2 separate regions of the Mus musculus genome follow, and region 1 is linked to region 2. The links are chromatin loops, found by intact Hi-C in ENCODE. Cell type or tissue: heart. All regions are shown on one strand. Links, peaks and the distances in the headings refer to the core of each region. The heading gives the core; the rest is flanking DNA. Region 1 holds the start of Gm22446 (a small nuclear RNA gene). Region 2 holds the start of Nek2 (NIMA (never in mitosis gene a)-related expressed kinase 2).

Region 1 (12,728 bases), core at 2,235-10,234, 55 kb before region 2:
TAATCTTGATTGTATGGTCCTGTGCACAGAAGTTCTTAATGAATACCTGATAGATCAAATGGATCTTGTTCTGAGGACCCACAAATTAAGACTTAGGAAGTAAGTAGAAAGCCCAGAAGCAAGCAACAGAGAGATCAACAGCTAAGGAGGGAGGGTCCAGTGGGAAAGCTAGCCAATCCTCTTAGATGGGGAAGTCTGAGGAAATGACTGGTGTAGGGTAATGTAACCATTGATGTTGATGGTAAGCATCAAGAAGTTACATTCTCAGTGTGCTCTAAAGTGTAAAAATGAAAAAGTATGTACTCAAATCTTTTCATTTAATGGCAGTCAAGGTTTTGAATCCATACAGACTGTTTCAGAGTAACTGAAAATTAATTTCTAAAAGAGCAACACTTTTCCTTCAGAGATTAGGAGTAAAGATTCTATAACATGAGAATGAATGGTCTAGAAAATATGTTAACTTAGTCAAATGTATTGGTGCACACCTGTGTTCCTAGCACTTTAGACAAAAGTGGGAAGTTGGGAATTCAAAGTCATTCTACAGAGCGAATTCAAGGCCAGCCTGGGACATGTGAAACTCTCTCTCAAAAGAAAGAGGACAAGGTGGCTTTTGGGTTTTTTCTTTTGTTTGTTTATTTTTCAATACAGGGTTTCTCTGTATAATAGCCCTGGCTATCCTGGAACTTGCTTTGTAGACCAGGCTAGCCTCACTTAGAGATCTGCTTGCCTCTGCTTCCTAAGTGCTGGGATTAAAGGTATGGGTCATCACACCTTGCTAAATTGTACTTTTTAATCATAATATTAATAAGCTAGTTTTTAAAGTTTTAATTTGTGATACATTTTATCTGAAGACTGGAAGCACACTTACTTTAAAGGAGCTTTGTGACTGGGCTGGCTGGCCTGCATTGACAGGATGGAGGCTTCTCATGCTGGCTGGAGGTTGGGGCCTTCAGCAGCTTTATCTGGCTGACTGTTTTCAGCCTCCATGTCATCCTTTCTCACAACCAAGATCCAGTCCATGCCCTTGTCCCATCTGCTTCCAGGGGTTTCCCTGTATGTAACTGTTCCTCATGCATACAGGTAGCTTGAGCATCGCAGGCTTCTGTTGGCTATTGCAGTATTTCCCCAACTTACCCCAATGGCTTTTTTTTTTCTCATCACAGAAATCAGTAAAACTTGGCTACTGTATAGAAAAGAGTTGGGCTTACTTATGGTATAAGTAAAATTATGGCATTTCCAGCAATTTTGCATTTAAGGCTTAGCCCTGGTAGCTGGAGAGATAGTTCAATTCTTATCCTTAATGCTCTTTAAGAGGACGTGGAATTGGTTCCCTGAACTTAAATCAGACTGCTCAAAACTACTTATGATTCTAGTTGTAGGAGATCCAACACCCTCTGCCTCCCTGAGCATTTGTTGGCAAGTGGTGTACATAGGTGGAACACAGGCTACTGTGTACACATGCACACACACACAGTGGTATACATAAGTGGTACACAGGCTACTGTGTGCACATGCACACACAGTGGTGTACATAAGTGGTACACAGGCTACTGTGTGCACATGCACACACAGTGGTGTACATAGGTGGAGCACAGGCTACTGTGTGCACATGCACACACAGTGGTGTACATAAGTGGAGCACAGGCTACTGTGTGCACATGGACACACACACAGTGGTATACATAAATAGTACACAAGCATCTGTGTGCACATGTACACACACACAGTGGTGTACATAAGTGGAGCACAGGCTACTGTGTGCATATGGACAGACACACAGTGGTGTACATAAGTGGTACACAGGCTACTGTGTGCACATGGACAGACACACAGTGGTGTACATAAGTGGTACACAGGCTACTGTGTGCACATGCACACACAGTGGTGTACATAAGTGGTACACAGGCTACTGTGTGCACATGCACACACAGTGGTGTACATAGGTGGAGCACAGGCTACTGTGTGCACATGCACACACAGTGGTGTACATAAGTGGAGCACAGGCTACTGTGTGCACATGGACACACACACAGTGGTATACATAAATAGTACACAAGCATCTGTGTGCACATGTACACACACACAGTGGTGTACATAAGTGGAGCACAGGCTACTGTGTGCATATGGACAGACACACAGTGGTATACATAAGTGAAGCACAGGCTACTGTGTGCACATGCACACACAGTGGTTTGCATAAATGGTACACAGGCTACTGTGTGCACATGCACACACAGTGGTGTACATAAGTGAAGCACAGGCTACTGTGTGCTCATGCACACACAGTGGTGTACATAAATGGAGCACAGGTTACTGTGTGCACATACCCACACAGTGGTGTACATAAATGGATTACAGGCATACACACGCACTTTTTTAAATTAAAAAACAAAACAGAACTAAACAGAACTCAGCACCATGTCTGAGGTCCTTCCTGTCTGGGCTTCTCTGCTTTTTTGTCACCTACCACTGTCATCTCCATGTCGACCAGGACGCTACTCTTATTTCTTTGTTTTTTTCTTTGTTTGTAAGGCATAGTCTTACTGTGCAGTCCTGGCTTGAAACTCATTAGGTGAACCAGCTAGTCTTGAACTCATAGAGATCCACCTATCTCTGCCTACTGGATGTGTGCTCCCACTCCAGGCCCCAGCATGTCAAGCATCTCCTGCGTGGCCTGTATCATTTTGACTCTTGGAGTACCCTGCCTTTCATCTCTGTGTGGCTTACTCCCTCATGTTATCTAGCAGGTCAACTGTCGCCTCCTGGCTTTGATCACTTGCCTTGCTCACCCTGATCCTTTTCATCCCTCTTATAACTTTCCTCCTAAAACCTATCACCTGTGGAGTTTACCCTCCACGTTCAGCACTTCTCCATGTGGTCTCCTGTTGACTCTCTTGTTTCTGGGGTTGGGACTGTAATTGGTCACACAGTGTGGCCACCAAACTGCTGAGTTGCTTCTCCTCCAGGAAGAAGTTCCTTTGTGTAAGTTTGAACAGCTCCTCCCCTTTACCACTCCACGCAGAAAGAGAAATAGCTTGGGAGAACACTGTTCTATCCTATAACTAATTGCACGACAGGTTTGAAGCAGTTGTTTCTATTTGATCGTGGGATGTTTTACTCTCCAGCTGTCCTTACAATGTGTGTGTGCCTTCCAGGGAAGAGCCTACCGCGACCAACAGCTGCTGGTTCTCAAGAAGCACCTTGAACATAATTACAGGAGCAGAGATCGAAAATGGATCGTTTTGTTTCCGGAAGGGGGCTTCCTCAGGAAGAGGCGAGAAACAAGCCAGGCATTTGCCAAGAAAAATAACTTGCCATTTCTTACACATGTCACTTTGCCAAGGTTTGGGGCAACAAACATTATTTTGAAGGCACTTGTAGCACGGCAGGAAAATGGAAGCCCAGCAGGAGGAGACGCTAGAGGCTTAGGTAGGGTGCTTTAGCATTGCTTGTCCTGTTTGAACTGAAATGTTTTCTAGAGTTCTAAATCTTTTGTTTTGTTTTGGTTTGGTTTGGTTTTTTGTTTGTTTAGTTGGCTTGGGGGTTTGAGAGAGGATCTCTTTATATAGTCGTGGGCTGTCCTGGAACTGTAGAAACCAGGACGGTCCCAAACTCAAACAGCTGTGCCTGCCTCTGCCTTCTGAGTGTTGAGATTTAAGTTTTACACCACCTAGCCTGGCTCAATTCTTTTGAAAAAACTTTTGACAATTAGAATTGACAGTCAGGGAGAAGATGAAGTTATAATCTCTTCAGATTTCCCTTTAAAGTAGTCAATAGTCACAATAATGCATGAGAATAAATATAATCACAATAATTCAATAAAATAATTACAAGTGTGTAGTCAAAGATGACTTTCCTACCCGTCAGTTTTTACTTGGAATGGTTTCTGCCACTAATGATGCAAGTTACTGTAGAAGGTTTTCTTTGCTTTTAATAGACAACAAAGTTAATATAATTTAGCAGTATTTATTAAGACCCTTAAAATATTAATAAATGACTTGGTCATCCTACTACAAATAATTATTAAATGGAAACAATTACATCAGGCACAATGGCTCATGCCAGTACATCTAGTACTGTGAGCCTGAGGAGTGGAGGTGTGTGGGGTGGGGTCGGGTGGGGTGGGGTGGGGGGATTACCTTTGAGTTCAAGGCCAGTCTGGAATATGTAATAAATTCTAGGTCATCCTGGGCTAGCCATCAAAATGAGGCTTTGTGATGAAAATAAATAATCATAATCCGCATATAGGTAGTGAAATTTGTCGCAGGTTTACCTTATAATAAACCAGACAGAGGGAGGATGGGTAAGCAGTTCCCATACATCCATATAACACAGCCACACAAATGATGCATATCTCCATATGGGTTTGGGTTGCCTGGCAAAGTACTCAGCTATGTTGCGCATGTGTGGGGGAGGGACAACATATAGGTCTTTTGGAAATAATATGAGCTCCAGAATAAACCATCAGATAGCAGGAAACAAGTGACAGGAAGATTCCAGCAGCTGGCAGAGATTCTCCCATGAGCTGTAACTTTGTGGCTCGTTTTCCAGAGTTTTAAAATAATGAGCACGAGCACCTACTGTTTTAATAGCCAGCAGCACTCAGTGATGCGGCTCCTAAAGGAACAGGCAAGTCTCAGACGCTGTTTCTGCAGGAGCAGAAGCTCCTCCTTCAACCCACCTCTGCTGCAAAAGCTTTCTGATGAACAGCTCAAGGGGTTCCTGAGGCCTATTCCTTTGATAGCATTTTTAAATTCTTTTAGTATTATTTAAATAAATGTTGAAACGGTTGGCTCTCAGAAACGTTTTCAGATTCTGTATAGAGCAGACATAGAAATAATGCATGTGAAATTGCTCTGCGCTTTTCCTTTCATTTGCTTTTTTCAAGTAGCTATTTGGCAGTCAGCTTTCTTAATCTTTTATCATCTATTAAAAAGGCAAATTGAAAGAGTCTTTTAATAGAAAAGCAAAGTTCAGAATAGCTCCACTTGCTGGAGAGACAGTGTGCAGGTCAGGCAGGCCAGGGCTGCAAGCAGAGGTCTTCCAAACAGGATGAGTCCAACTAAAAAGACAGCTGGGCGTACAGCCCGCCCAGGCCGCGCCCAGTGGTGCTCTAGACCTCAAAGGACAATTGTGATAACAGTTGCCTACTAATGAAGAAAGAGACTTCTTTCAGATAGCCACAAATTCTATTCAGAAGAAAGTTTATTATTTATCCTTAGTTAATATATTTAAATCTTAAGTAGAATACCTGAAAAGTATTCTACTGTTTTCTTCTGTTTCGATATTTTCCATTGTATTCCTTGGTTTTCATATTCACTAGTACTTATCCTCTGTAAACATAAACCCTACCTTTGTAGGTTTTTGTTTTTCATTTTTAAAATAATATGGAACACTTCACGAATTTGCGTGCCATCCTTGTGCAGAGGCCGCGATCTTCTCTGTATTGTTCCAGTTTTAGTATCCGTGCAGCCGAAGCGAGCACTACCTTTGTGCCTCTAGGCACGTACCAAAATGATATTCTACCTTTAGAAGTGTCAGGGTCTTCGGAGTGGTAACTCCTCCTGAACTGAGCTCTGCTGGGCCTTTACACTTCCTGTCATGAGAGTTTCTAAGCATAGAGTTCAGAGAACTTGTACTGCCTGTCCTTGTCCATGAGCCGCCCTCCACACTCTGAAGTTTACGACATTTGCTATAACCTCTCCCTCTACCCTCTCTGTCCAGCACTTCATGGGGTTTGATTGCTTTTGCTTCGATTTGGTTTGGTTTTTAGGCAAAGGCATGTAACCCAATCTCCTTGAACCACTTACCCTCCTGTCTTCTTGCCACAGTCTGCAGGCCTGGGTCACTGTGCTCAGAGGAAAACTGTTCCTTCTTAAAAATTACCCCCAACAGAATGTTGCTCCAAAATCTTTTAAGGAATTTAAAACCTGTTTTAAATTCTAGCAAGAAAAGGTAATATATTATTGATTCCTAATATAATTTAGACTCAGGATGAAAAATTATTCTAGACATTTCATGTGTAGAACAGACAGTTGCGCTTCAACACACTGAAAGCCAGTGTTCTCTGTGAGAATCCCTCTCCACTCTTGCTTGGGTTTGTACTCATTGATGGAAACAAAATCTGCCTGCGAAGGAGCAGACTAAACACAACTTTCCCATCTCTTCTCATAGTGGTGGCTCTTGATCATTCTTTCAGAAGGACAGGGTAGGAAAATTATTTATGTGTAACTCTTGGTAAAATTGAGGAAGTAACCAATAGTAATGTATGTCTAAATTTATTTCATGTCCGGTTTCTCTGAATTTGTTAATGTCTCCTAAGTATTAATATGGTAAATCATGACTTTTGTTTACGTTTATTGGTTTGTTTTTGAAGTCTATGTCTCATTTTTATGATGTATGCTTTACTTTGTGGCTTTCATGGGCTCTTTTGTGTAGGAGTGATAATATATAATAAGACCTTGCTAGTGTATAATTATACTGAAAATTTGAATGAGCTGTGTATAGTAAATAGTCGTGTTCTATTGTTTGTTCTGAAGTAATCTACTCTATAGTAAGATGCTTTCATTTTATGCTAAGAGTACTGTCTTAAGAGAACAGCAGGGGCAGCATCTACCCTTCTTCTCAAAACAAAGGCACATTAGTCTGCTTCAGCTGTGTAAGTGAGCTCTGTACTGCAGGTACAGAAACCTCACCCAACTCAAGGCGCTTTTTCTTTATTTTCAGAATGCAAATCAAGAGGCCTCCAGTGGATAATAGATACAACCATAGCTTATCCCAAAGCTGAACCAATAGACATTCAGACCTGGATCCTGGGGTACAGGAAACCAACAGTCACTCATGTCCATTACAGGTCAGTGTTGTAGAACTCAGTGCATGTCTAACACAACCACCTCAGGATAGTAAGAGTTAATATTTAACTTAACCAGACAGTGGAAATATTGATATGGTTCATGTTTATAGGCAATAAAAGTCATTCTTTTGCTGAATTTTTAATGTAAAAATTAATTTGAAGTAGTTATTTTCACTGATAAAGATTTCTAAAACCAGTGTTGCATGGCACTGTGATTACTCAGTTGCCTCACATTCTTAAGTAAAAGAGTAAGCACCGATGATAAATATGCTCACAGGGGTTGAATAGACATGCTAATAGAAATGAAAAACATTTTTTGTTGTTTTTTTTGTTTTGTTTGTTTTTTGAGACAGAGTTTCTCTGTGTAGCCCTGGCTGTCCTGGAATTCACTCTGTAGACCAGGCTGGCCTCAGAACTCAGAAATCCGCCTGCCTCTGCCTCCCAAGTGAAAAATTCTCAAAATAATTCATTATAATATTTCTAAATGTTTTTCTTGGTAACCCAATTATATTGTACCTATAAAAAATTGTAATTTGATTTTAAAATTGTGTGCATGTGTGTGCATGTGTGTGAGTGTGTGTGAGTGTATATGAGTGAGTGTGAGTGTGTATGAGTGTGTGTGTGTGTGTGTGTGTGTGTGTGTGTGTGTGTGTGTTTCTGCCGTGCTCACTTGGCATGTGGGTACTGGTGAAGGTCAGTGGTTATGAGCTGCCTGATATCAGTGCTGAGAAGAGAACCCAGGTCCTGTAGGAGTAGCAAGAGCTTTTAACCACTGAGCCATCTCTTCAGCCTCTACATTTAAAATTTTTAATCTTGCTATGCTTATGTCTATTGCATAATACCAGCAAAAGCATTTAGTGGATATTTTGTGCTTGCTTCTAAAGATTATTTACTTTTTGAGGGAGCATTTATGTAAATGCATGGAGATGTTTACCTGGCATTAATGATCCGAGTATAATTTGGCCACTTTATAAGCTTTATTATTTAGCTTTGCTCTGCTTGTCAGACCTCAGTGCAAATCAACAGACTTTGAGATTAAGGAGTCAGACTTGAGAAAGAGCACAGTTACCATAAAGGCCCCCAGAACAAGAGGATCTGTTCAGACTCTACACTCACTACCAGCAGGTGCATATTTGCATATGTTTTTATATTGCTGATCTGCATTCTTTAAATACAGATGGGAAATTTTGAAACTTAAATTTTACAACCAAAATGTTACAGTTTTAATGTTTTGACGGGTGAGGAGTAGCTACAAGGTGGATGAGTATATTGTGTGACTTAGGTTAACACATTAGGAAGTTCCTGCGTGAGGCAAAAGTATAAATATTCATTATTCTGATTCCATCTCACTAGAGTTTGCTTTGACTGTTTTGTTGTTCTTTTGTGGGTTTTTTGTTTTGTTTTGTTTTGTAGACGGGGTCTGTCTGTCTACATAGACCTGGCTGTCCTGGAACTCACTATGCAAATAAGGCTGACCTTGAACTCAGTTCTATCATCTCTGCCTCCTGAGTGCTGGGACTAAAGGCTGTGCCACCATGCCTGGCAAGTGCTGTATATTTTATTTAAGGTAGTGAACATTTACTATATACATAGGAAGAGGCTCTGTCAAACAGCCTGACTCCTCTGTCATTGTAGGGCAGTAAGACATTCAAGGATAGAGACAGGCTGATTTTAGTTTAGGTTTTTTCATTCATTTGGTTGTGTTTTTAAATTTTAAGTAGGGGTTGAATATTTCTGATTAGAATAAAAGTTTCAAAATACAACATTCAAAACTGTGTGTGTGTGTGTGTGTGTGTGATATAAACTGATGGGATTAGGTCCCTTTCTCTTTTGTTATATTCTGAAGAGATGACAAGAGAAACCAAACCCAGAAAGAAGGAAAGGTGTTTGGAAGCTATGTCATGTGGCCTCTCCCTCTGAAGTGCTGGGATTAAATATATGTGCCACCACACCTTGCAACATAACTAAATTTTAATTGCAGAGTAAATGTTCACAGGAGTAAAAGCAAAATAACCCCTATACTTAATATAAATAAATATCGGCTTTATTCCAAAATGAGGCAGTGTGTTAGAAAAATGATGAGTCTTTTATTCAGAATTATCTTATATTTTATTTTTTTAGATTTTGAGAAAAACTGAACCTTTAAGCATATTGGCATGAGAGGCACTGAAGGCTGAAACATGGCTGGAGATGGAATACAGAGCCTCAGGCCTGCCAGATTAGTGCTCTCCTCTGATACATCCCTTAGCTGCAGGCATTGCTTTGCATGTCTGATTTGATTAGAGCATTAGATTCTTTGGAGATAGCATTTTATTTGAGAGCTTGACCAAGAATTTAATTTCAGATTTTTTTGTTGTTGTTGTTTTCAGGTTTTTGGTTTTGTTTTGAGGGGGAAATAATTTAGAAAGAAATACTTAGTACTTTAAGATAAATATGCAGGCTGGGTATAGTGGCACATATCTTTAATCCCAGTACTCAGTGAGAAGCAGAGGCAGGTGAATCTATATAGCTAGGGATCTACATTTCCTGTTCCAGACAGTTAGGGCTTCATGGAGAGACCCTGTCTCTAAAATTAAATTAAATTAAATTTTAAAAAGCTATTTAGCAAAAGCATAAGGATGTTAACATTTTGACTTATTTGCTTTAGGTCTTCTTTAGTTAACAAAACTAATAGCCAGTTCAAGCCAAAAGATTCGCAATTCAAAGATGATGGCTTTGGGCACTGGAGAGATGGCTTAGTGGCGAAGAGCACTGATTGCTCTTCTAGAGGACCCTGGTTCAATTCCCAGTACCTGCATGGCAACTTACAACTGTCTAACTCTAGTTCTAGGGGATCCAACACATTCACACAGACACAATAATGCACAGAAAAAATTTAAAAATTAGATTTAAAAAAATCATTTCAAAAAGATGATAGTTTTGATCTTACATACTGAAAGTAAGATTGTAACCTTCTGTGACTCTTAATAGAACTGCCTGACTCAGTAGTTCTAATTCAGGGTATATGTATACATTACATTGGTATAAAGAATATTATTAATATTACATCTATATAGTCATTGATTTTTAATTTTTTCTTTATAAGAAAAATTTCTATTACTTAAAAGCAGAGCATTGTATTTAGTAATTTTATGGCTAAATATAATATGTATATATTTATAATTAATATATTATCTTGGTTTTCCCTTCTTTTTTTTTTTTTTTTTTTTTTTTTTTTGGTTTTTCGAGACAGGGTTTCTCTGTATAGCCCTGGCTGTCCTGGAACTCACTTTGTAGACCAGGCTGGCCTCAAACTCAGATGTCTGCCTGCCTCTGCCTCCCAAGTGCTGGGATTAAAGGTGTGCGCCACCACGCCCAGCTTTCCCTTTTGCTTTTATCTCCCTAAAACAAAACAAAACAAAACAAAGGCCATGCATTCACTCTCATCAATGCCCGAAACAGAACAAAACTCAAAAAGCAAAATTATAGTATGGGGAAGAGTTTCGCTGGACTTGGTAACACACGTGTTCAGTGCAGGGCTCCTGAGAGAGCGAAGGCAAGAGAATCGCATGTTCACTTCCAGCTGTGGAGTGACGTCTGGGCAGGCTGACCTATGTGATGCTGTCTGAAAGTGGCTGGGGGGTGGGGAGGGGAAGAAAGGGAGGGAGGGAGGGAGGGGGAGGGGAAGAGGGGAAGAAAAAAACCTACCACCCACATTGTAGGGCCAAACTGAGATCAATGAAAAGATTACAATGTCCAAATCTGTGTGACTCAGGGAACATTGAGTCTCAGTGCATAAGGGGTGAACTGACGGCTGCTTCGGAGCATTAGTTTGCCGTGTGGAAGTAGACGCACTCACTAGTTCACTGTGTACCTATATGATGGGACACTGAGGGATCTGAAGAAAATGTAGAGGTCTCTGTACAAGCACTATTTGTGCATGTGGTACACATGTACACGCATTCAGGAAGATACTCATACACATACACATAAAATAAACAAATCTAACCAAGGAAGATGGGGTAAAATCAGTGGGCTTCTGGGGACATTAATACAGGGCCATAGCATCCAGTTTGAAGAGCAATTTGTCAGTACTCTCTAAAATCTCTAGGCTCCAGTTGCTTTACTTAAGGTGTCTGATTCTAGAGAAATAGAAGGTATTAATTTTAGATTATTTTATATCTGACACCCAGTTATAGCTACACTAGTATACCAACAGTAATCTCTACCACTAAATTGTGGCTTTCCCTAAAAATGCCCACATGTCCACCTTTCTTCCTGTTATCAGTGGCAGGGCCCACCCTCTAGTTTTGACATAAGAAGTCTCAGAGATGCTGGGGGAAAGTCACTCAATAGTTAAAAGGACTTGCCATTAAAGCTTCAGGACTAGACTCAAGATCCAAACACGGTACATGGGTAAAGGCCAGGCAAAAGCCCATGTATAATTCCAGCATGTAGGAGAGGGAGATGGGATCCCAGAGCAAGCTGGCTGGCCTCATTTACAATGTCATTGCTCTCTGGGTTCTGGTGAAAGGCCCTGCCATACTGAATGATTGGAGAGTGATTGAGGGAGACCATGCACACACGTGTGTGGTGGAAACAGAAGTCTTGAAGTCATCCTTGACTCCTCTCTGTCTTCCACACCTCATGTCAGGGAATCTTTGTTTCTAAATTCCACATGTATGTTGGTCTGGCTATTTCTCTTCACTCTGGCAGTAGCCACCATCACCTCTGGCTTTCTGGATAACTATATGCAATGCTTATTGGCTTATCTGTTTATCCCTGTAGTGGTTTGAATGATGAGTAGGTACCGGCAACCCAAGTGGTGAATTGCTTGAAAGGATTAGGAGGTGTGGCCCTGTTGGCGTGGTGTGGTGCTGTTGGAGGAGGTGTGTCACTGGTGGTGCAGGATGACCATAGTCTCACTCTGCCTGTGTGTGGATCAGAATGTAAAGCTCTCAGCCACTGCTCCAGTGCCTGCCTGTCTGCTCTCCACCATGGCAATGGAATAACTCTATGAAACTGTAAGCAAGACTGAGTTCTTTGTTTTAATAGAGTTGCCTTGGCTACAGTGTCCCTTTCACAGCAATAAAACAGTGACTAAGACGTTCCTCTAGCAAGCATTTCCAATCTGATATCCAGAGTGCTCCTTTTGAAATCTGCATTATATCAACGTGGAGCTGAGATGACACGATGTCCCGTCTGAAGCCTGGATGGAGGTTGTACAGTGTTTGACCAGCTTCCTCCCTCCGGCCCCATCACCCGCTGTGCTTGTGTTGTTATCCCTGTTAGGCCAAGCATGCACAGGTTGCTTCCTCTTCCCCAGAAATCTGCGTGGTCTCCCTTTACTTCCTTCAAGTCTATCTCAAACTTAAAATTGTAGCTGTCCTGCGGCCAAAATGCATAACAGTAGATTTGGAGCAATTCTCTAGTTGTACATCTTATATTTGAGGGTTATAATTATCAAAATTAAGTTTTGAAAACCATACAAAAAGGGAAAAATAATTACCACATTTCATAAATTATAATGCATATTTTTTCATATTAACATCTCTAAAACTGGAAAGCATACAGAAACAATAAAACATTGTTTGTACCAGGAAGTATCACACAGATGGCATTCAGCAGAGACACTTTTACTTCTAATTCAACTACTGAGGTTCTCTTTACAATATGCATATAGCCTTCAATTTAAAACAATCAATTGAAAAAAAAAAACACCCAGAAAAGTAGGAGTTTGGGTTTAATGATTATTTGGGTTTAATGAGTACAGTTGCAGCAAAAGTTTTATTATTATATTCTGATTATTGTAAAAAATTAGTAAGTTTGTGTTTAGTCTAGTCTGTATTTTCATGTTCTAGTATTTTCCTCTGTAATTTAAAAGTGAGCTTTAAAT
Region 2 (12,757 bases), core at 2,200-10,199:
AATTTATGGTTGACTGAGGTGGGGTTTTAATTGGTGAGCTGTGAACTGGATGGGAAGAAAGGGGGATCAGAGAGCAGTCTGAAGACAGGGTGTGGGGAGGCTTCCCCCACGAGCAGGCTTTGACAGTCAGGCCATTACAGTCAGCCTCTGTGTATTGTGGGTCAGATATTTATATTACAAACCTACATCTATCGCTTGTAGGCTCCCTCTCCCTTCTGCTCCTCTTCACTTTCTTTCCTTGCAAGGCTGGGAATGGAAGCCAGACCTCACCCAAGCCAGGCAGGTGCTCTATCACTGAGCCATCTCCCCGGGGCTTTTCAGCCACTTTATTTCCTTGGCGATTATTTGGGGCTAGCACGTAGGTTTCCATGGCTTTCCTGCCCAGGTGGCCTGCAGAGAATCTTACACAGTGCCATGCATGGTCTAAGTGCCTCACCAAGGGACCCTTGTCCTGAGATGGGTTTTGTCCTGTCTCCACCTTGCATGTGCTATGAGCATGAGCCCAACAGGTTGGGCAATCTTTCCAGCCGCACCATAAGGGCAAGTCACATCAGGAAATGGCACACACTGTCTGGGGTACAGCCATACTCTGGCCAGCTATGGTTTGATTCTGAGAACTTGAAGCACGTGGGTTTCCCAAGTACATAGGATCCCAAGGTGCTGTAATAAATCATATCCCTGAGGGTGGAGTCAGGGAAGCTTTTGATCTATAAATCAGATGGAAATACAGGTGCCTTCATCTTTTTCATAGGGATTTCGGCCTGGGTAAGCTGAGTGCCACCCCAGCCTCTTTCCCTTCTGAGCAGTCTGGTCTCACCTGCTTGTTATCCTTGTTGAATCTGGGCCAGGCCGGGGAGCACCACGTTCTGTTCTAGCTCGGCCTGTGGGAGGAAGGGGCCTGTCAGGAGCCCCTTGGGCCTTCCTGTATGGGAACTAGCTGTTACAAACACATTGCCAGCCAGCGAAGGCTCCCAGGATGACAATCCCTACGTAAAATGATGTGTTAGAGAGCCACGTGATCTTCAGCTCACAGTCTACATGGAGATTGTGGGTAGATTCCCTCCACTTCCCCTGCCCCATTCATGTGTCTGTTGAATTTGGGTGCTCAGCACTGAAGTCAGGGCCCCATGCAGGCCATTGCCTGTGTGGCGTTTAGAGGGTAATTCTGTGGAGTTCAGTTCTCTTTCTCCACCTTTGCATCTGTCTCAGGCTTGGGAGGCAAGGGCTTTCTCCATAGAGCCACAGGGCGAGCACCCTGCATTCTTTGTTTCTGAGGAGTTTTACACTTATAGGAAAGCTGTGATGAGGGCATGGGCAGTTTCCATTTCTCGAGGTGAGTTCTGAGGGGGCTTCCTGCTGGGTGGGGCCCACTACGGTCCATCAGTTTGGTTTTTGTCTGACTTCCCTTTTCAGTGGTAAAGAGTCACATTGAAACGGGCTATGAGGTTATAGCTTCTCCAACCGACCCTGGTCCTCACCTGCATCCCTTCCCCTGCACGCACACAGGCCCATCTGCAGCCTCTTCTAACTGCTAAGCAATCTCTCCAGACCCTAAACATATTGTTTCTAGCCTGCTGTGCTGTTACACATTTGTAGTCCCAAATTTGGAAGACTGAGGAGAAGCCGTCTTGAACTACTTCGTGAGTTCAAGGCCAGCCCGGGTTCCATAAGAAGACTGTATCACAAATTTTACGTGTGCTTTTGAAGAGTGGCACTGAGCACTTAGTGCCACAGATAGCCCTCTTTGCCAGTTACTCGGAGTCATCATTTCTGGCTTCTTTGTGCTTTGGGTTTGAACTGTGAGTTAGAGAGGCGGGCGGGGGGGGGGGGAGATCCAGCTACCTTTCTTTTCCCTTCTTCTTCTTCTTCTTCTTCTTCTTCTTCTTCTTCTTCTTCTTCTTCTTCTTCTTCTTCTTCTTCTTCTTCTTCTTCTTCTTCTTCCTCTTCTTCTTCTTCTTCTTCTTCTTTTAATTTTGTGGGTTGTTTGTTTGTTTCAAGACAGGGTTTCTCTGTGTAGCCCTGGCTGCCCTGGAACTCACTCTGTAGACCAGGCTGGCCTCAAACTCAGAAATCTGCCTGCCTCTGATTCCCAAGTGCTGGGATTAAAGGCGTGCGCCACCACGCCAAGCTCTACATCTTTCTTAGAAGAGAGGAAAGGGCAAGTACTCTTCTTGCTTGAGGCCAGCAGTGAGTTCTGGTGACCGTGAAGGAAAGAGCAGGTCTTGAGGCTGATAGAGAAGTCTCCTTGCTCTCTAGCACCCCACCACAGCCTCTGGCCAACACAGACAAGCTGAGAGTGGTGTGTGGGGAGACTAGAGAGCAGTGGGGAGAGAAGAGGAAGTGGAAGGCTAGGGGAGGAGAAAATACCTACCTGACAGACACTGGCATTGGGGAAGTACCGACACCTGTCTCAGTGGGGAAAGAGATCCGTGCCTGGCCTAGGTAGGGGCTGTTTTTCTAGAGTGCCCAGGTTCAATTCCCAGCACCCACTTAGTGGTTCACAACTCGTTTCAAAGGAGCCAAGCACACACACACACACACACACACACACACACACACACGCAGACAAAACACCCACATACAAAACAACAAAGACAATTTTTGTTTGTGAGACAGGGTCTCTCTATGTAGCTCTGGCTGTCCTGAAACTCGATATGTAGACCAGGCTGGCTTCAAACCTACAGAGACCCAACTGCCTCTGCTAGGATTAAAGGTGTGTGCCACCATGCCAGCTAAACAAATCAAAACAAACTAGAGAGGGGCCACAGCCGCCCTGTGCTCTGACCCTGTGGCAGCTGTGGAAATGCAAACGCAGAAAGCTCATAGCATTTAAAGCTGGAAGGGTCATTTAAGGTCTTCCAGATTAAAGCCTTTATTTTTGCAGAGCCCAGAGATGGGTTGGGCCACACAGCTCCTAATTCCCAGGATTGCAGTCCCTGTTCCTGCAATTTCACAATGCCGCCTTCTGAAAGCTCTGGACATTCCTGCAAACACATTAGCTGCAGCCTACGGTCTGGGCTGCTAGAACAAGACGCCTGGTACCAGGTGATTCATGCATTTATTCCTCGCTGTTACAGGGCTGAGAAATCTGATGCTGGCAGAAACACTCGAGGACTGCCCTCCTTGATGACCTTAATGTGTCCTCACAGGATGCAAGAGGCCAAGCCCTTCATGCCCTAGGAGAACAAAGCCAACCACAGGGCACAGCCCTTGAGATCTAATTCTCCTAAGGCCCAGCCCTGCACCTTCACCTCTTGGGGGTGGGGGATGGGTGGCGGCGGTGGCGGCACGGGGGTGGGGTGGGGGTGGGGACCAGGCTTTAGCATGTAGCGTGTGAATTTGGGGTGGAGAGACGCAATACTCAGACCATAGCAGCCCCTGTCATCTGTGATTAGCTTTCATGTTCTTATCCAATTGAAATGATTAATACTTAGAGACAGGGCCTGGAGAAGTGGCTCAGTAGCTAAGAGTGTTTGCTGCTCTTGCAGAGGATCAGGGTGTGGTTCCTAGCACCAAAGTTGAGTGGTCACAGCTGACTGTAACCCCAGCTTCAGGGGATCTGACACACTCTTCTGGCCTCAAAGGGCACCCTCAAACATGTGCACACACACACACACACACACACACACACACACACAATTTGTAAAAATATTTTTTAAAGTTATAGTACTATAAATAACATAAAAACATGCATGATTTGTTGAAAAGTCTAAGTTTATCCATGTGTTGAACAGAAAATTGTTTTTCCTCAATTTGTATTCTTGTGTACTGTTATGCCCTGAGTTCACGGGAAACCCAGGTGAGCCCAAGAATTGCAAAGTCCAGCGGGGCGTGGTGGCACACGCCTTTAATCCCAGCACTTGGGAGGCAGAGGCAGGCGGATTTCTGAGTTCGAGGCCAGCCTGGTCTACAGAGTGAGTTCTGGGACAGCCGGGGCTACACAGAGAAACCCTGTCTCAAAAAAACAAAAACAAAACCAACCAACCAACCAAACAAACAAAAAAAGAATTGCAAAGTCCACTGCAACTCGCAAAAGAGTCTTGTATTTTCAAGTTTGAACTCGGTTTGCCCACCTAGCACACACTGCATAAATGCTGGCAAGCGATCCTGAGTCCAGAAAACATTGGGTTTATATATAGTATAGGAATAGTGTGAATATTCACAGAACAGGGGAGTAGAGGGTGGAATAGTACTGAAGCGGGAAGGGGGCTAATGGGTGTCTATTCAAGGACTGTCTGTGACCTGACCTCTGTTTACCTTTTACTTTTTCCATGGTCTCCCTTGAGCTTGTTATTTCTCTAAGGTCTCAAGGACAGGCACCTAGAAAGTTATCAGGAGGAGTGTTGGGTGTTGGTTTTGGACACACAGAGGTGCACCATTCTAACTCTAGGGGAGGGGGAGGGAGCCAGCCCCAGGCTGCTGCAGGAGGATGTAGCACAGAAACCAGCTGTCTGTGTATCATGCTTGCGGCAGGCTGGAAAAATGATGGGAGCTTCTGGCAGAGGGGTTGGAGGAAACGCAGGGGCAAACTGTCTGCACACAACAACACTGAAGTCTCTCTAGTATCCTTAATTTGGGGGTTGCAACAGTACAAGTCTGAAACTCTCCCTGTTTGAAACATTGTGGTACTCTGACCACACACAGGGTTCCCAGCCCAGTTCTCATCTTATTCTTCCATAGCTGCCTGCCATCTGCCCCGGGCTGCAGTCTGTGCTGTTGGCAGCATCCACAGAGTCCCTGCCACTATCAATGTATCTCTCCAGCACTCTTTTCTTCGAGTTATTTACTGAACATATACTGTGCATTACACAGTTTTGTTTTGTTTTTCTTTCTTTCTTTCTTTCCCCTTCCCATTCTCCCTCTTGCTCTGGCCCTGCTTGCTTCAGCCTATAGGTTCTTTATTTATTTCTCATTATGGATGGTTGTAAGCCACCATGTGGCTGCTGGGAATTGAACTCACGACCTTTAAGAGCCACTGAGCCATCTCACCAGCCCTTTTACAGGTTTTTTTTTTTTTTTTTTTTTTTTTTTTTTTTTTAATGTTTGGAATTGAAATAGAATCCCATGGCTTCCCCCTCCCTGGACCCCCTTCCTTCCCCCCTTTCAATTGGTGGACTTTTTTTTTTTATTATTATTGTTACACACATATATGTGTGTGTGCGCATGCACAGATACATATAAATGAATCTGTTTCTGTTGTCTGTGTGTGTGTACAGTTCCAAGGACAACCACTTGGCATTAGACAAACAATCCCTGGGAGAGGCTACCTCTCCTTCTGGCAGTTGTTAGTTGCCTTCGTTCTTTGTCTAGAGGAAAAACCCTGACAACCTTTCCTTATTCCATGCCAGCTCGTCCGCTGATATGACATTGTTCCTGACTTTTCCTCCTTATGCAGCCATTTCTAGAGCGGCTGTTCACAGCGGATGCCTTGGTCCTCTGGCTCCTCAGATCTTTCAGCTCCCTATTCGTTTGCTTTTCCTGAACCATAGACAAAGGTGCTGTGTGTCCGTGTATTCCCTGCAGCTGGGCTCCTCATGACCTGTTGATTTCTGCATTGTGTCCAGTTGTGGTTTTCCGTGATGGGCTCCATTTGCTGTGAAGAGAGGCCGCTCTGATGAGGGGTGGGAGCTGCACTGACCCAGGAAAGGTAAGCTGAGCACCTACTCTAAATTTTTGAGACAGTGTGTCATGATGTCGTCCGATTCTTACCAAGAACCTTTCCCTTTATTTTTCTCTTTGTAGAAATCTTTACTAATAACTTCAAAACATTGTCATAAACCCAGATTTCAAACCGCCCCAAGTAATCCTCAAGATGACTCACTCACAAAATGTCTGACCCAACATCCTCCCAGGCCAGTCTTGGAGTCTGCGGGTGGTGCAGAGCTGCTCCTTATTACGCAGTGGCGTACCGCCCTCTAGTGGGAAGCTTGTGTCAGTACACAGACGCTCCCGGAGGCGAGCCTGGAGATTCTTCAGTGAACAGAGCTAACGATGCTAGCCTTTAGCTAAGAGAAGGAAGACAAAAAAGTAGCAAAGTCAGGACAAAAGCCAGGAGCTTGCCCAGGAAGTGCACTGTGGGCCCAGGGCACAGTGCAAAAGGTCCCTCCCTTGAGATGGCACACACTGTTAATGGGGACTGACAGCAGAAGCAGATTGGGCAAGAATAGTGTGAGCCAGGTCCTGCAGGAGCCAGATGGCTGCCCAGAGCAGGGTAGGCTCATCTCTCCGCTCTCGGTTGATTCCTGCCCCACCTCCCATCCACACCCGATGACCCCATACTGAGGACTGAACTCAGGGCCTTGTGTTTGTTGGATGAACTCTATACCGCTGAGAGGAACCCCCAAAGCCAACCATTTCCCACTTTGGTAATTACTGATTTGTCCTGTAAATCCTCCCCCGCCTTTTTTATTATGGTGGTCATTGTGGCTGAACACTCTCACCTAGGGCCTCTCTCTATACTCCCAGGACAGCTCCCCCGAGATACAGCTGGCATGGCTGAATACTTCAGGGATCATTTGGAATCTCTGTGTAAGTCTTAATAACAGGCCTTACTGCATCTTTATTTAACAAAGCTTTTTTTTTTTTTCTGCCTTCTCTATTGCAGGACTTACACTGGCCACAAGCAGTTTGATGTTCAGCTAGAAAACAATCACAGATATCACGACAGAATTGATTTACACTGTTCTCTGAACATCTTGGATGAGGCCCCTCAGAGCAGAGGTGACAAGGTTGGAATTCCGCCTTGCAGGACAAGTTGTGTCCTCTGGATAAACATAATAGAGGGAGCATGCTGTTGCCTTGAGTAAAATCCTGGGCAGAAGCAGCTCAGGAAGAGGTGGGTTCAACTGTTTCACAGTTCATCAGCCTTGGAAAGCAGAGACTTTACAGCCTGGCATGGTGTTGCATGCCACAAGCAGGTGGATCTCTGAGTCTGAGGCCAGCCTGGTCTACAGAGTGAGTTCCAGGACAGCCAGGGCTATACTGAGAAACCCTGTCATGAAAACAAAACAAAACAAAACCAAAAAGAAACTTGATGCTTCTGGTCACTTTGCACCTGCAGCCAGGAAACAGGAAGAGATAAACAAATGTGTGTGCTTACCTAGCCTTCTCTTTTTTATGTAGTCCTAGACTGGTGGTTTGCATGAGAATGGTCCCCAGAGGCTCATATATTTGAATGCTTGGTCCCTACTTGGTAGGTCTGTTCTGGGAAGTTATTAGGAAGTGTAGCCTTGTTGGAGGTGTGCCACTAAGGGTGGGCTTTGGGGTTTTAAAAGCCCATGCCAGGAAGAGTCTCCCTCTCTCTCCCTTCTCTCTGTGCTCTGTGGTTCACATCTCAATCTGGAAGCTCTCAGCTACGGTTCCAGTGCTATCACGCCTGCCTGCCACCATGTTTCCTGACATGAGGATAATAAAGGACTCACTCTCTGAAACTGTAAGCCCCCAATTTAAATGCTTTCTTTTGTAAGTTGGCTTGGCCATAGTGTTTCTTCGCAGCAACAGAAAAGAAACTAAGCAAGGACCAAAGAACATTGTTGCCCACTTTTAGGGTGTGTCTTTTCCATTCGATTAATTTAACATAAACCCTCACAGGCATGCTCGGAGGCTGACCTAATCTACGCTGTCTCTACAAGTGTACCCAAAGGCTTGACCCCCTAGGTGATTCTACATCCTGTCAATCAACAGTAACCAAGGTGGGGTAAGGCACGAGGTAGGGATGCAAGTGGAACTTCTAACAACTGGAAGGACAAGTACCAAGTTAGTCTTGAGAAGCTGAGAAAGTGTGTTGTGTTTGGAGCGAAGAGTAAGAGCTCTTTGTCTAGAAAGAAGATGAAAGGTTGTGTGTGAAGCAGGCTGGTCAACAAACTCAACATAAGCATCAGTACACCCATCACATACACACCACACGCCTATACACCACATATCACAAACACACCACACACACAACATGCTACACATATCACATACAACACTCTACACATCATAAACAACACACACAGCACACACACACACAACATACTACACACATTACATACGACACACACACACAAACATACCACACATATCACATACGACACACACACAAACATACCACACACATCACATATGACACACACACACCATATAAATGACCTCAGGCATTTGTAGCTCCTTATATAATTTCTGAGACCTAAATTAATCCTACCCCTTTGAGGTGTGACAATGTCCTTGAATGCTAATTTAAAAGTTCTCCTGGCTGGCAATTCCAATTAGCTTATACTAAATTCAGCGCACAAAATACATTTATTTTTAACATAAGGAGGCTTCTAATTCTTATTAATAGGACATTGGGTTCTTTTTCAATCACAGCATGAACAGATATTTTAAGAACAATGACCCATTTATGCAGCAGATTATTAGCTTTCTGGTAATGCACATTACCCCCCACCTGCTCTGGATGGAAGCCTTTAGCTCCCCTTCCCCAAGTCAAAGCGGGGCCATGTCACTGGCTATGTGAGCTCAAGTCAGCAAACTGCATGCAGCTCCCGGATTGGCTATTAGGGAACACCTTTTTTTTTTTTTTTTTCCTAACACACTTTTTTGGTAGATGTCTTAGAAGTACAATTTGGCAGTGTGGTGACTCTGTTCTGAATGCTTCCATACTCAGTCCCTAAGCTTTGGATACGTTTCTATGTTCAACAGGTCTCTCAGTTTAATGTTCAGAGATCTAGACTATGCTAACTGTGCTCAGAAAACACATGTCAACTCTGCGTTATTACTATGAATATCCTTTATTCTTATTATTTTTTAATTAGTTCTCTTCTGGGCAGTTGGGCCTAGTTTCTCTCTCTCTGTCTCTCTCTCTCTCTGGGCGTGGGGTGTCTTTCTCGCGGGTGGGGGTAAGGCAGGGACCCTCTACAAAGCTCTGGATGTCCTCAAGCTCACAGAGATCTGCCTGAGCGCGCCACCAAGCCGGGCTGGAACAGGGATTCTGGCTCTCTAGGTGTGAGGACTATAAAGTGCTCGGTGCACTCACCGCACCCTCAGGGTCATCAAATCCTCAACACACAAGGGCTTAGGTTCAGGACCCGAGTGCAGAGGAGTCGGAAAAGGGTGGGGTCAAAGTGGAAAGGTCAAAAGGCCAGTGTCTCCAGTCCAGAGCCTCGGACATCCGTTACCATAGCGACTTCAGCCAAGGAATGGAATTACCGAGGCCCCAACAGGCTTTGCGATCCCAAATCCCAGGGGTTTTCGGCGCGGCTCGTATTCCGTAGAGCAGCTAGACGCAGACACCAACGCCGACGCGGTTGCCTAGCGACACGCATTTTCCCAGGATGCCTAGCAGTGTTGTGTTTTCTCAGCCAATCAGAGTTGAGATGCACCTTCGCTGTGGACCAATAGAATGCGAGGCCGAAGCCCGCGACGGTTGACCCGGTGGCCGGTTGCTCGCCGACTCAGGCAGGCAGACGAGGGGCTCGGGTTTCGGCGCGGTTGGCCTGCAGCGGGCGAGCCTGGGCTCCGAGCGGCGCGGTGGTGTGGTTGCCAGGGTGGCCGCTCGCCATGCCGTCCCGGGTGGAGGACTACGAGGTGCTGCACAGCATCGGCACCGGCTCCTACGGCCGCTGTCAGAAGATTCGGAGGAAGAGCGACGGCAAGGTGAGGCGCCGGGCAGCCCTTCCACGGCGGGCTTAGGGAGAAGCAAGCGTCGCCCACGCTGGGGAGGGGCAGGGCGGCCACCTGAACTCTCGTGAAGGACCGGGCTGTAGCCTCCTAAGAAGGGACGGGCTCGTGGAGCGGGCAGCCGCGGCTGGGAACCGGTGGAGGCGCGAATCCGCGGCGAGCAGAAAGACGAGCTCACGTGACCTGCTTCGCCGCTGCGCCACACGCCGTCCCGGACTCAAGCGCTGGGGATGGTACCGCCCACATTTCGGGTGGGTCTTCCCACTAAATTAACCCGGTCTCGACTCCCTCACTGACACACCCATTGAGTTGTTAGTGTTTTGTTTTTCAACTTTGGAAATTTCACCCTTTGTCTCACACCTTGGAAATGTTGTATTTCAGATCCTGGTGTGGAAAGAGCTTGACTATGGCTCCATGACGGAGGTGGAGAAGCAGATGCTTGTGTCTGAAGTGAACTTGCTTCGGGAGCTGAAACATCCAAACATCGTCAGTTACTATGATCGCATTATTGACCGAACCAACACAACCCTGTACATCGTAATGGAATACTGTGAGGGAGGGGACCTGGCTAGTGTCATTTCAAAGGGGACCAAGGATAGGTAAGGTGAAAGAGCCCCACGGTTCGTATCTAATAATAATTAACTTCCATGTTTGTACGCTCTGAATGACTTGCCCCAGATTGAAGATGGCTTTTATTCAGGGTTGTGAAATGTGCTTTTTCTCCAGACAGTACTTGGAGGAAGAGTTTGTCCTTCGAGTGATGACTCAGTTGACGCTGGCCCTGAAAGAGTGTCACAGAAGGAGCGATGGTGGCCACACTGTGCTTCACCGGGACCTGAAGCCAGCCAATGTCTTCCTGGACAGCAAACACAATGTCAAGCTGGGGGACTTTGGACTAGCTAGAATATTAAATCACGACACGAGTTTTGCAAAAACGTTTGTTGGCACACCCTATTACATGTCTCCTGTGAGTATTTTAGAATTCAACTTTTTTTTTTTCCCTGAGACAGGATTTCTCTGTGTAGCCCTGACTGTCCTGGAACTCACTTTGTAGACCAGGCTGTCCTTGAACTCAAAGTGATTCTCCTGCCTCTGCCTCCCAAATGCCGGGAATAAGGGTGTGAGCTACCACACCTGGCCTAGAATTCAACTTTTTAATATCTTAGGTGAAGCATTCAGATGCAAAGAACTGAGGCTTGGGTTGCTAGTAAATCCAGTAGCTCAGAATTCACAATACAATTTAAGTTTGAGTTTGACTTTGTTCCCCTAATGTTGGGGATTGAACCTAGGCCCTCAGGCATTTGAGTTACACCCCAAAGTCTTTTATATGTATTATGTATTTAAAAATGTTTATTATTTATGTATATATAGTATATGTGTCTTGTGAGTGAGTGCTATGTGTATGGTGAGACCAGAAGAGGGAGTGGACTTACCCTATCCCACACACTCACGCTCAGGGTTCCAGGCAACTGTGAGCCGTCTGACCAGATGCTGGAACTTGAACTCAGGACCCCCGGGAAGAGCAGCAGGTGCTTAATCGCTGACCCCTCCTAGATTTGTTTTCAAAGAGACTTCCTGGCAAACAGTTCTCTGTATTCAACTAGAGCTTTCAAAAGAAAAAGAGAACTAAGGACTTATTTATGTGTATGGGTGTTTGGTCTACATGTATGTAAGTGTGCCACCTGTGTGCCAAATGCCCAAGGGGGTCAGAAGACAGCATTGGACTCTTTGGAGCTAGAGTTATGGATGGATTGAGAGACTGGAAACCATATCCAAGTCTTCTGTAAGAGCAACAAGTGCTGTTAACCACTAAGCCATCTTCAGTGTCCCCCATTTCCCAGAGTTTCACTGTAGTTCTGGCTAGCCTGGAATTCACAAAGATCTGCCTGCCGCTGCTGGGATTAGAGGTGTGAACCATGTTGCTCAGCTTTTGTTTTGTTCTTCAATAACCACAAAATGCTAAATTATAGGGTTACAAATAATGTTTAAGGCAACAATGTTTCCAAGGGGAATAGTGTTTGTTTGTTTTGTTGTTTTTTGTTTTTTCAAGACAGGGTTTCTCTGTGTAACCCTGGCTGTCCTGGAACTCACTCTGTAGACCACGCTGGCCTTGAACTCAGAAATCCGCCTGCCTCTGCCTCCTGAGTGCTGGGATTAAAGGCGTGAGCCACCACTGCTCAGCTGGGAATAGTGTTTAAAGGCAACAATATTTCCGAAGATGTCAGTCCTAAAGTGGTGACTTCAGACTCCCTGGGAGTGTTTATTTTATTTTTTTAACATACGGAGTCCTGGACCCAAAGTTAAAGCACCGCTGGTCACGCTGTCTCAGCAGGCAGCTGAGGTGAACCGAGATGCTCAGGTACTTGCTACTGCTCATGAGTTTAGGACCCAGACCCAGGGAATGGTGCCTCCACATTTAGAGTGAGTCTCCCCAGCTGAGCTAAGTCTAGATTCCCTTAGTGATATACACAGAGACTTGTGTCCTAGGTGATTTTAGATGCTGTTAGGTGGACAGATTTAGCATTACAGTAACTGAAAGTTTGGTGAGGCTCAGGTCTTCTCACAGAGGGATCCAGTGTTTAGTGTTAATTTCTGCATGTCCTGTCCTTGCTGCTCTTCTGCATTTACAGGGTGTTCCCAAATGTCTCACTATCATAAGGCACCCTAGGTGCATAGCCTTGTATGAATTAGTCCTCATTTCTGATTATTAGATTGTAGAACAATTGTTAGGGCAAAAACATGACAGGTTTTTAATCTGTCATTAGATGTCAAGGTCAGGGCCTGCTTTTTATCCCAGTCTGATTTGCATAGTGAGATCCTGTCTCAAAAAACAGAAGCAAAGCACAAGTAAATACCAACCAGCCTCAAGTCTGTAAGGGGCAGCACACACACACACACACACACACACATCCTCCGTCCACTGTTATAAAAGCACAGCAGTATCTAACACTCTCCTTACTTCTCCCAGCTGATGTCTCAGGGAAACTGAGCCCATTCAGGCCCTAGGGCAGTGGAGGGCAGTGGGGAAGGAGGCAGGAAAGGCCGTGCAGGGGTTAACATCTGGGTGATTTCCTTTGTACTTAAGCGTTCTGTGTGCAAC

The links. A loop is a pair of places that touch in the nucleus more often than their neighbours do. Peaks named below come from ENCODE experiments on the same cell type or tissue, not always from the same donor. Only the 100,000 strongest peaks of a DNase experiment are listed, where the experiment ranks them.
Region 1: a loop joins it to region 2, with 2.4 times the contacts of the local background. A loop is called at or near these places in 5 of 42 quality-filtered maps.

The regions. Positions count from the first base shown.
Region 1 is chr1:191,756,819-191,769,546 of GRCm38, forward strand. It overlaps Lpgat1 (lysophosphatidylglycerol acyltransferase 1), which reads left to right. Exons shown (of 8, transcript NM_172266.3): 5 at 3,156-3,429; 6 at 6,727-6,853. Gm22446 (a small nuclear RNA gene) reads right to left here and starts at 5,485; the gene lies at 5,382-5,485. In heart, for the core only: no CTCF peak of the experiment used is centred there; no DNase peak of the experiment used is centred there.
Region 2 is chr1:191,812,109-191,824,865 of GRCm38, forward strand. Nek2 (NIMA (never in mitosis gene a)-related expressed kinase 2) reads left to right here and starts at 9,365. Exons shown (of 8, transcript NM_010892.3): 1 at 9,365-9,633; 2 at 10,039-10,256; 3 at 10,384-10,624. The coding sequence starts at 9,538. In heart, for the core only: a CTCF peak has its summit at 5,920 (motif pointing left); DNase peaks (open chromatin) are centred at 5,923, 6,343 and 9,313; H3K4me3 peaks cover 1,456 bases; H3K27ac peaks cover 1,970 bases.